Regions from separate parts of the Homo sapiens genome. Here region 1 is linked to region 2. A link is a loop called in an ENCODE intact Hi-C map of the cell type or tissue named here. Cell type or tissue: ascending aorta. All regions are shown on one strand. Each heading gives the region's core, and the rest is flanking DNA. Links, peaks and the distances in the headings are about the cores only.

Region 1 (4,374 bases), core at 225-4,224, 120 kb before region 2:
TGTAGATTTGGGCAAATCACTTAAAACTCGTTTTCTTGTCTGAAAAATTGATAGTAAAGGTGCTTACCTTGCGGGCTATTGCAAAGGACAAAATAAAGTCTAGTATGTGTATTTGTTCGTCACTGCATTTCCAGAGCCTAGAACAGGGCCTGGTGTGCAGTAGGTGCACAATGCGTGTCCGTGGAACCAGCAGCAGGCCCTCTACCTGCCTGCCAGTGCAGGCACTGGTCAGTCACCATGACAAAGCTGATCTGCCTGCCCCTCACACACTTGCTCCCCAATCCCTTCACTTGGTGACAGCCTTCCCCGACACCCTTGGGCGCCCGGCCCCTGGGACGCCTGTGGAGCTGTTGGGGAGAAGGAAATCTGAGGCCCCCACATCCTGACCCAGGACCAGCTGGCCTTGCGGATTCCAGAACTTTCTGAAGCAGCCAGCCGGCCACCAGCCAGGAAGCGGAAGGTGCAGAAATAGAAACGCACAGAGAGGCAATTGCTCCTTTTGCCCTGCAAGGAAGGGAAGCCGGGGGAGAGGGGCCAGGAGAGGAAGCTGAGGGGCAGAGGAGAGGATGGGGAGGCCAAGGACGGCGGGATGGGGTTCCAGAGCTTGCCGGACCTCGGCCCCCGCCTGCTCCCATGTCCAGTGCCCTGGGTCAGGGCTGTGGGGAGCAGCTTTCAACACCTTCATTTTCCTGACAAGATCCCAAAATGAGGAGCTCTGATTTGCTCTGAATGCGACTTGAAGCCAGGCCCCGGGGAAAGTATTTGTGGCAACTTTCAAGGGTTGATGCTGTGGCTGGCAGCAGAGGTGGGGGGCAGGAGGGGGGTGCTCACAATGGTCGTTGGCTGACTGACTGACTGAATGAATGAATGAATGAGTGAGTGAGTTGTGGCCAGCCCTATACCCCAGCAGAGCCACTGGGCTTGAGGACAGGACCCTGCCTGCTGGCCACGTACCTAGACAGCCACAGACAGAAAACACGCTTAGCAGGCTGCACTGAGGCGGAGAAATGAGATCTGGCCCCAGCTCAGCTCTGCTGCATCCCAGGTCATCCGAGGATGTCACTGGCCTTCTCAGCCTCACACCCCTTCCTCCCAGTCTGGGGTGAGACCCTCACACTCCACAGAGCGTCAATGGGAGCCCAGGGCGAGCCTGGCTGGTACTGGCCTACTGAGACCTGGGCTTTTCCTGTATTCTCCCACGCAGAGTATAGCAGGAGGCCCCCCAAAAGTGTCCTCTAGTCCAGACTCCCCCACTGCAGCCAGCCTACATTCTAGAGCTGACATGGGCCAAGACCAGGAAGGAAGGGCCACCTTCCCTGAAGGACACTGACTCCTCAACCCCTGTGCTCAGCCGACCTTGCGAAGTTGGAAACACACTGCCCTCCTAGGCTGAGCTGAGCCCTTCCCAGCTCGCAGCCCAGCGGGTCCCTGAGGTCCCATAGAGGGGGCTGGCAGTGGCTTCTTCCAGGCAGGGCCCCAATGCCCACCACCCACCTTGGAAGGTCTGGCTGGAGGGGTCTCTGAGGACAGGGACCATGACAAGGTTCCCCTTGCCTCCCCCATGCTATGGCCCTGGCCCTCCTGCAGAGCCCACGGTCCTGGCAGGGGCCACACAGGATCCCTGCACCCGTGGCCCAACCACAGGCTCGGCCACCATGCACACGGCACAAGCATCTGCTCCCTGGCCTTCCTGACAGGCAGCGGGCGCCCTGGCACTGGCGGGCGGGCAGGCGGCGTGTGCAGGTTGGGGCCGCCCAGGGGCAGGAGTGCAGGCCTGCAGTTGACAAGGCCTGGTTTCCTGCTCTCACTCTGGGGAGGAAGAGGAAGATGACAAGCAAACCAGTGCTTGTCAAGGAGTCATCTAAACACGCACTCAGAGGCCACTTCCAAAGACCGCCCTGAGGCAGTCCAGGGTCCATCGCCGACCACCCTCCCCAAAAAAGAATGACATCAGCCAGGTGACAGCAGCAGGCAGGTACAGATGGGGTCCTCTAGGGATGGCAGATTGCCAGGGAGCCTGGTCACCCTTCCCTAAGGGTCAACTCAGTTTCTCAGCCATGGACCAAGGTGCCCCTTTGTCCTGTGAACTTTGAGAAGCAGAGGGCCCTTCTCTTTGGAGTCTGAGAGAAGCCCAGGAGAAGAAGGAATGAAACCCTGCACATCTCATCTTCTTAAAATGCAGATTCAGGCCTGTTTTTCCAAGTCCATCACCAAACACAAGGTCTTTCCAAATTAGGTGCTGAGCTGAGCTCATATTCCCAAAATGCACACTCCCCTCCTTTTTTTTTTTTTTTTGCTTGGGAATGCTAAAAAATAAAAAGTTATATGACGTGTCTTTTTAAATAGCACACACTTTTCCGCTAATCAAGAAAAATCGAGCCTGTGTTTTGCTGAAGTGATGTGATTTTTTTCCCCCTCATTTTATTGTGCAAAGGAATTCGAGTCAGGCGGCCACATCCAGAGGCAGGAAGGGTGTATAGAAAGTTCAAAATTAGCAATTCCCTGGACTCCCTTTCAGATGCAAGGGCGAAAACGGACTTGGTCTGAGAGCTACGTTTTCCTCCTTGGAATCTAGGAGGTTTCATTAGTAGGAGTTCCTTTTTTATGGCCTTGTTTTCCTGCAAGTTAAAAGAAGAGGGTTTGATTTCACCTCGGCAGGTCGCTGAGGGTCTGAGCCTCCAGTGAGCCTTCTCACGTGTCCACTGCCCTGATCAATGTATTGGCTTCAGAAAGAACAAACAAGCCAAGCCCGTCACAGGTGATTTATAGCATCTGCGCCTGATGGGTGGTCATGATTCATGGCACTTCATTAAACCTGAGCGCAGCCGCTTCCTCTGCACCCGCCACTGGGGACAGGCCACCCTCCCTCCTGGTTACTGGCCCCCTCTGAGCCCCAGACAAAAGGGCCTCTCACTTGCTTACATATTTTCCCACATGTGAGCCAGCAATTGGAAACTTCCTCCCGATAACTGCAAACCTCGGAGCTGGAATTTATGAGAAGGGGCTTCGGGTGACGTCGGCGGCCTGGGCACACCCAGGCGCACAAGGCAGGCCTTTCATGAGGAGCTGCCCGGGCGGCGTGGCTGAGCTGATGAGAAGTGTCCCCAAGACCCACCTGCAGATCCAGCGGGCCAGCTGCCACTTGGGCAGGAAGGGGCTCTGGGCAGCCCTGGGCCACAGGACAATAGTCAGGTGGCAGGAACGACAGTCAGTGTGGTTTCTGTCCCTGTGTAAGCTGCCCACTGTGTGGATTTGAGAGGGGCAGGGGGCACGGTGTTACAGACACACCCTGCTGCTGGGGCAGCCTGCTAAAATTCTCCCAGGGATACGCCTGTCCATACCTGGTTACCTGGGTCACTCTGTCTTCTGCCTGGGAGAGGCGGGGAGGACGTGGGAACCCGCTGGCTGAGACATCAAGCTGGAATTGTCCCACCTGTGTGCTGCAGGACTGGGGATGCTATAGGATTCTGTCTCCCAGAACAGCAGCCACCAGTCATCCGTGGCCTCCAAGCACTTGCAACGTGGCTGGTCTGCTTCAAGATGCCCTGGAAGAACAAAATACACCCCAGATTTTGAAGACTTAGTAGGAAAAAGGGGATGTGAAAGACTTCACTAATAATCACAACGGCGAATGCATGTTGTCATCATATGTTGGATATATTGGGTTAAATAAAACATATTATTAAAATGTATTTCACCTGTCCTGTTCACTTTTTAAAATGTGGCCACCACTTGCTATGTACCCACAGAAATTAAAAATTGAATTTTTTTTTTTTGAAACAGAGTCTCGCTTTGTTGCCCAGGCTGGAGTGCAATGGCGTGATCTCAGCTCACTGCAACCTCCGCCTCCCGGGTTCCAGCAATTCTCCTGCCTCAGCCTCCTGAGTAGCTGGAATTACAGGCGTGCGCCACCACACCCAGTTAATTTTTGTATTTTCAGTAGAGAGAGGGGTTTCGTCATGTTGGCCAGGCTGGTCTCAAACTCCTAACCTCAGGTGATCCATCTGCCTCGGCCTCCTAAAGGGCTGGGATTATAGGCGTGAGCCACCACACCCAGCCAATTTTTTTTGTTTAATGTGACCATTAGAAAGTTAAAAATTATAGGTGAGGCTGACATAGTCTTCCTATTGCACAGTGCTGGCCGAAGGGGAGCCAGTCCCGGGCTGAGGTCCTCATCTGTTTCCTACCCTGACTCCCAGGGCAGGTCCGGCTCTGCTGGGGGGCCTGTCTGCCACAGGACTTGATGAGGAGGGGAAAGACTGGCACCCACCAAGCACTTTCGACATGTCAGGCACTGGGCTAGGCGCTTGGCCTCGATATTCTTATTTAAGTTGCATAACAACCCGGTAAGACAAGGACTACTACTGCGCCATT
Region 2 (4,374 bases), core at 63-4,062:
ATATGTTCCAGAGCTTGAGGCACAGGCCCAGCACCCAGTGGGTGCCCGGTGTGATTGCAGAGCCTTCTGAACGGTGCTGTGTGGGTCATGGGAGCACTTGACCCATCCCAACCAGAGGATGGCCATGTTGGGGGATGTGGCTCCAGAACCCCCAGTGCCCAGCCCCTACCAGTCTTCTTCCCGAGCTGATTTCCGAGGGCATAAATCTGCTTCCCTCCTGCCCCTCACTCCTCTAAAGAAAGGCCTCCTGCATCCCTGGATCCCCGATTTCATCTTTGAGGCCACCAAAAAGTCACTTCCTCCTTCCTTGGTCTAGATGGTCCTGACCCCAGCAGAGCAGGGACTCGGCAGGGCCACTGCTTAGGGAGCATTGAGAGCAAAGGGGCTGCTTTCAGCCGGTGGTTCTCAAAGTCAAGGCTTGATGAAGACACGTGCAGAAAGGAGATGGGCTGGAACTGGGGGGCCTCAACTCTGCAGCTGGGGAACCTGACCCAAGTTGACCAAAGCTGGGGGACGCAGGCAGAGTCTGGCTCTGGCACCTCCAGCTGAGCCACCACAGAGGGTCCTCAGCTGTAAAGCAGGGACCCAGGGACCAGCAGCCACAAGGCAGGGTTGCTGGGAGGGGCCATGAGCTGAGCAGCTCCGAGGCTACACCCCAACTGTGTCTGATTAAGTCCTTTCTGTTACTCTTTAGGACTCGCCCCCAACGCCAACCCTCCTGACCTTGTCCCAAGTCTCCCCTGGCTGGTTTCTCACATTGTCCTGGGTCTTGATCACTGACAGTTGACATAGCTGTCCCCCACCCCCAATCATCCTCCCCCAGGACAAGTGACATGTCATAGTCAATGCTGTCTCTCTCCGGCACCCACTCAGTGGAGCCACTCAGGGCCAGTTAATTCAAGGAAGGAAGGAAGGAAGGAAGGGAGGGAGGGAGGGAGGGACGGAGGGAGGAAGGAAGCAATGCCTCTGTTGGAAAGGTACCCAGGCTGCCTTTTCCTCCTGGAGATCAGGGCCTGCAGCAGGGCTGGAGTGGGCAGGAGGAAGCCCTGGCAGGACATGCCCAGCCCCTCTCATGTGGATGGCAGCCATCCAGCAAGAGAATGTGGGCAGAGGAGGTGGATTGGTCAGGGCTCTGCTTCAAGCCAGACTCCTGCCTGTGGGCCAGGCTAGGGGACTGAGGCCTTGGGTGAGGACCTGAGGCTCTGAGCTATGGTGGACCCAAAACCCAGACCTCTGCTTTCGCCAGTAAGCGGAATAGCATCAGGGATGATGGGCCCTGGCTCACAGGCCACCCGCTGCTGAGAACGTGGCGGGGGACCGAGCCAGGGGCTTCAGGCCAGCTGCAGTGAAAGGACGGGAGGGGCAGCCTCCGACTTGCCTGGTGCCAGCACCTGCAGCCCACAGTGCACCGAGCCTTCCCAACCAGGCCCCACCATCAGATCCAGCAGCAGGCCCCTGGATTCCCTGATTTCATCTTTGAGGCCTCCAAAAAGTCACTTTCTCTTTCCTGTCAGGCACCCACTCAACAAAGCCACTCACAGCCAGTTAGTCAGAAGGAAGGAAGGAAAGAGGGAAGGGAAGGGAAGGGAAGGGAAGGAAGAGGGAAGGGAAGGGAGAGGGAAAGAGATGGGAAGGAAAGGAGACTTCTCAGGCCCCAGAATTCTGGAAGGCTCCAAAAACCTGGTTAGACAGTGGCATGAGGAAGCAGCGTGCCCAAGAGTGAGGCAGCATTTGCCACAGCGGGATATAGAAGGGAGAGGTAAGACGGCGTGTGCCGGTGCCCACAGCCTCTCAGCCGCAGGGGACCGAGGGAGCTGTGGCTTCCCTTCATTGCCTACTTTTAGGTTTTGTAACCACGTGAATGCCTCATCCACTGAAAAAATTAAACTTACAAACTTGCCAGAATTTGCCCCTGAGGGCCCGAAGCCCCCCTGGGCGAGGACGCTGCAGCAGTGCATGTGAGTAAGACCCTGTATCTGCAGGGCCACCCCTCTACCACCCATCTCGGCACCCACACCCCCTCAGCACCCCAGGCTCCTCTGCAGAACTGAGGCCCCTCCCCTCCACGGAGGCACTTCCCTGTCTCAGAAGGGAGGAAGTCTCTGCTTGAGTGCCACCTGACTGGAATCTCACAGGAGGAATTGAAAATCAGCGTCACAGGCCCCACTCCTGGCCTCCACCCCAGCCTGGCTTAAAGCAGAAAATCAACACATAGAAGGAGATGGCTATTTTGAGTGCTGGGAGCCAGTTTCTCTCCCTTTTCTCCCTCGTCTTCCTCCCCCTTTCCAAGGGCCTGGCCCCTCCTGGGAAGGCAGGGAAAGGACAAAGACCCTGGGAGAGGGACGCGCCTGCCACTGCCCAGCCTGGGCGGCAGAATGACACAGGCGCTGGAACTCACCCTGGCATTGGCCTGGCAGGAAGGCCCAGCTGCCCGCTGGCCCGGCTCCTCCTGGGCAGCTCCGTGGGAATTCCCTGGGGGCAGAGCGCATTACAGGAAGCGGCCGCTGGGTGCAGGGCGGGCTTCTCTGGTTCCCATAGACCATCCCCTCCCCATGAACTGGAGCAGGCTTCCCGTGCAAGCCCATTTGGCCTGGAAGTAGGAAAAATACCGCTCCTATGGTTCTGTGTTCTGCTGGAGAAAAGTCTCCGGGGCCGGGCCCCACCCCGATCCCCGCTTCTTACCCACCCCACCTACCCTGGCCGTCCCTCCACTTTCTCCTTACTTCCCCCAACTCAACCACACTCCACAGGGTCATGGCTGCTTTCTCTGAGCTGACAATGCTGGTGCCACTGCACACAGGACCACCTTCTGCACCCCTAAAGGGACAATGGCCGGTTGCTGGGCTTGGTGATGGTTCAGGGTCTTGAAAACCTTTTCTCTGCCCGCCCCTGCCCCCACCAACCCACCACAGACTGAGACAGCAATCCCAGGGCCTCCGTGGGAGAGGAGAAGAGCGTCCCAGGACACCACCCACCAGAGCAGCTCAAGCCCCCAAGCCAATCCCTGCCCTGGTTCCACACCCCAGCCCCCACTGAAACCCCGGAGGCAAAGCGTCGCTCTAGCTCTTATTCTTAGCATCGAACTTGCTCCCACTACGGTGGGAATAAGGTACCTGGCGCCGGTGCATGTAACAATGGGCCGGGGGCTCAGGCGGCAGGTTCATTCTGAGAACCCTCCACCTCCTTAAGACATTTCTTGAGGACTTGGGTTTATGATGAGTGAGTCATGGAGCCACATAATTAGAGATAGGAAAGGCAGCTTTGCCAGGGCCTCGACTTGGACCAGAACGTTCTACTTTTAGATTCATGGAACAATCACATCTCACTGGACCTGAGACAAGTGAGGAAACTGAGCCCCAGAGAGGCAACCGGGACTCTCGGTGGAGTACATGGGGAGCAGGGACAAGATGAATGGGGGTCCCACATCTCCAGAGGTCTGGTGATCTGGCTAATACATGGCATCAGAAGTACCAACAGCTGTAGGAAGGGAGGCTGCATCTCCAGCCCCCCAGGAAGGCATGGGACCAGTCCAGTCTGAAGAAGGAGCTGGGGGCAACCCTGAGGGTCAGCTCAGGCCTCAGAGCAGAGGACAGCTGGGATCATGATTGGTTTTTTTCAATCTCAGCCTCAGAGCAATGCTCCAAGAACAGGAACCTAAAGGAAGCCAGGCTACGAGATCTGGCACTTGCATCTGCTCCTGGAAGCCAGCCTGGCCTCTGGAGGCCTGAGAACCTGGTGCCACTGTGAGGACCTCATGCCACTGTGAGGACCTGGTGCCAGTGTGAGGACCTGGTGCCACTGGGCTCTCGCTCTGGGCTTTTCCTTTCAGTTATCAGTCTGCAGTGGAGACTGGTTTCCACTGCCAGGGTGAGGATGTTTGGACACCATGAGAACCCTCTCGAAATTCCAGGGTTTTGAATTTCAAGCTGAGCTGGGTCCCGGTAGTATTCAGGTTCACAGGAAGTTGGCACAAATCAGCCTCCTGCTTATGATGGGCAGTGGGGAGGGGGTCAAGGAAAGCCTCTTAGGAGGTCACAATGACATCTCAGACACCAGCGAGTGCTTGTGACACATACTGCTGAATGAAGTCTGGGTGAATCAGAAACACGAGGCTGCATTTCCCTTGGAATACACTCGGGGTTAATAATTACATGAGAAATCACTTGGCAAATCCATGTGGGGTGTTGCTGAACCCAAAACATTCAAGAAGATGTTTGACTAATCCCATCCCTGGGCATGGCCCATTCTTTCCAAGAGGGCAGGGGATGGCTTTAAACAACTATGGGCCACATGCTTGCAACCCACAAGGCCTGGCTGCTTTCCAAGAGTGTTTCTCTGCCCTTGAACATCTAGGAATCGAGTTCACCTGGGGAG

Evidence for each region. Hi-C counts contacts between places; a loop is a spot of excess contacts. Peaks named below come from ENCODE experiments on the same cell type or tissue, not always from the same donor. Only the 100,000 strongest peaks of a DNase experiment are listed, where the experiment ranks them.
Region 1: it touches region 2 in a loop (7-fold over the local background); 1 of 110 quality-filtered maps calls a loop at or near these places.

The regions. Positions count from the first base shown.
Region 1 is chr11:69,414,525-69,418,898 of GRCh38, forward strand. No RefSeq gene overlaps it. Among named protein-coding and RNA genes, the nearest start is that of LINC02953, 8.9 kb to the right of the region's middle. In ascending aorta, for the core only: no CTCF peak of the experiment used is centred there; no DNase peak of the experiment used is centred there; H3K27ac peaks cover 2,756 bases.
Region 2 is chr11:69,537,849-69,542,222 of GRCh38, forward strand. No RefSeq gene overlaps it. Among named protein-coding and RNA genes, the nearest start is that of LINC01488, 58 kb to the left of the region's middle. RefSeq lists enhancers at 1-76, 824-1,484, 1,503-1,647 and a cis regulatory region at 1,570-1,573. In ascending aorta, for the core only: a CTCF peak has its summit at 2,518; DNase peaks (open chromatin) are centred at 1,993, 2,463 and 3,281; H3K4me3 peaks cover 1,021 bases; H3K27ac peaks cover 2,995 bases.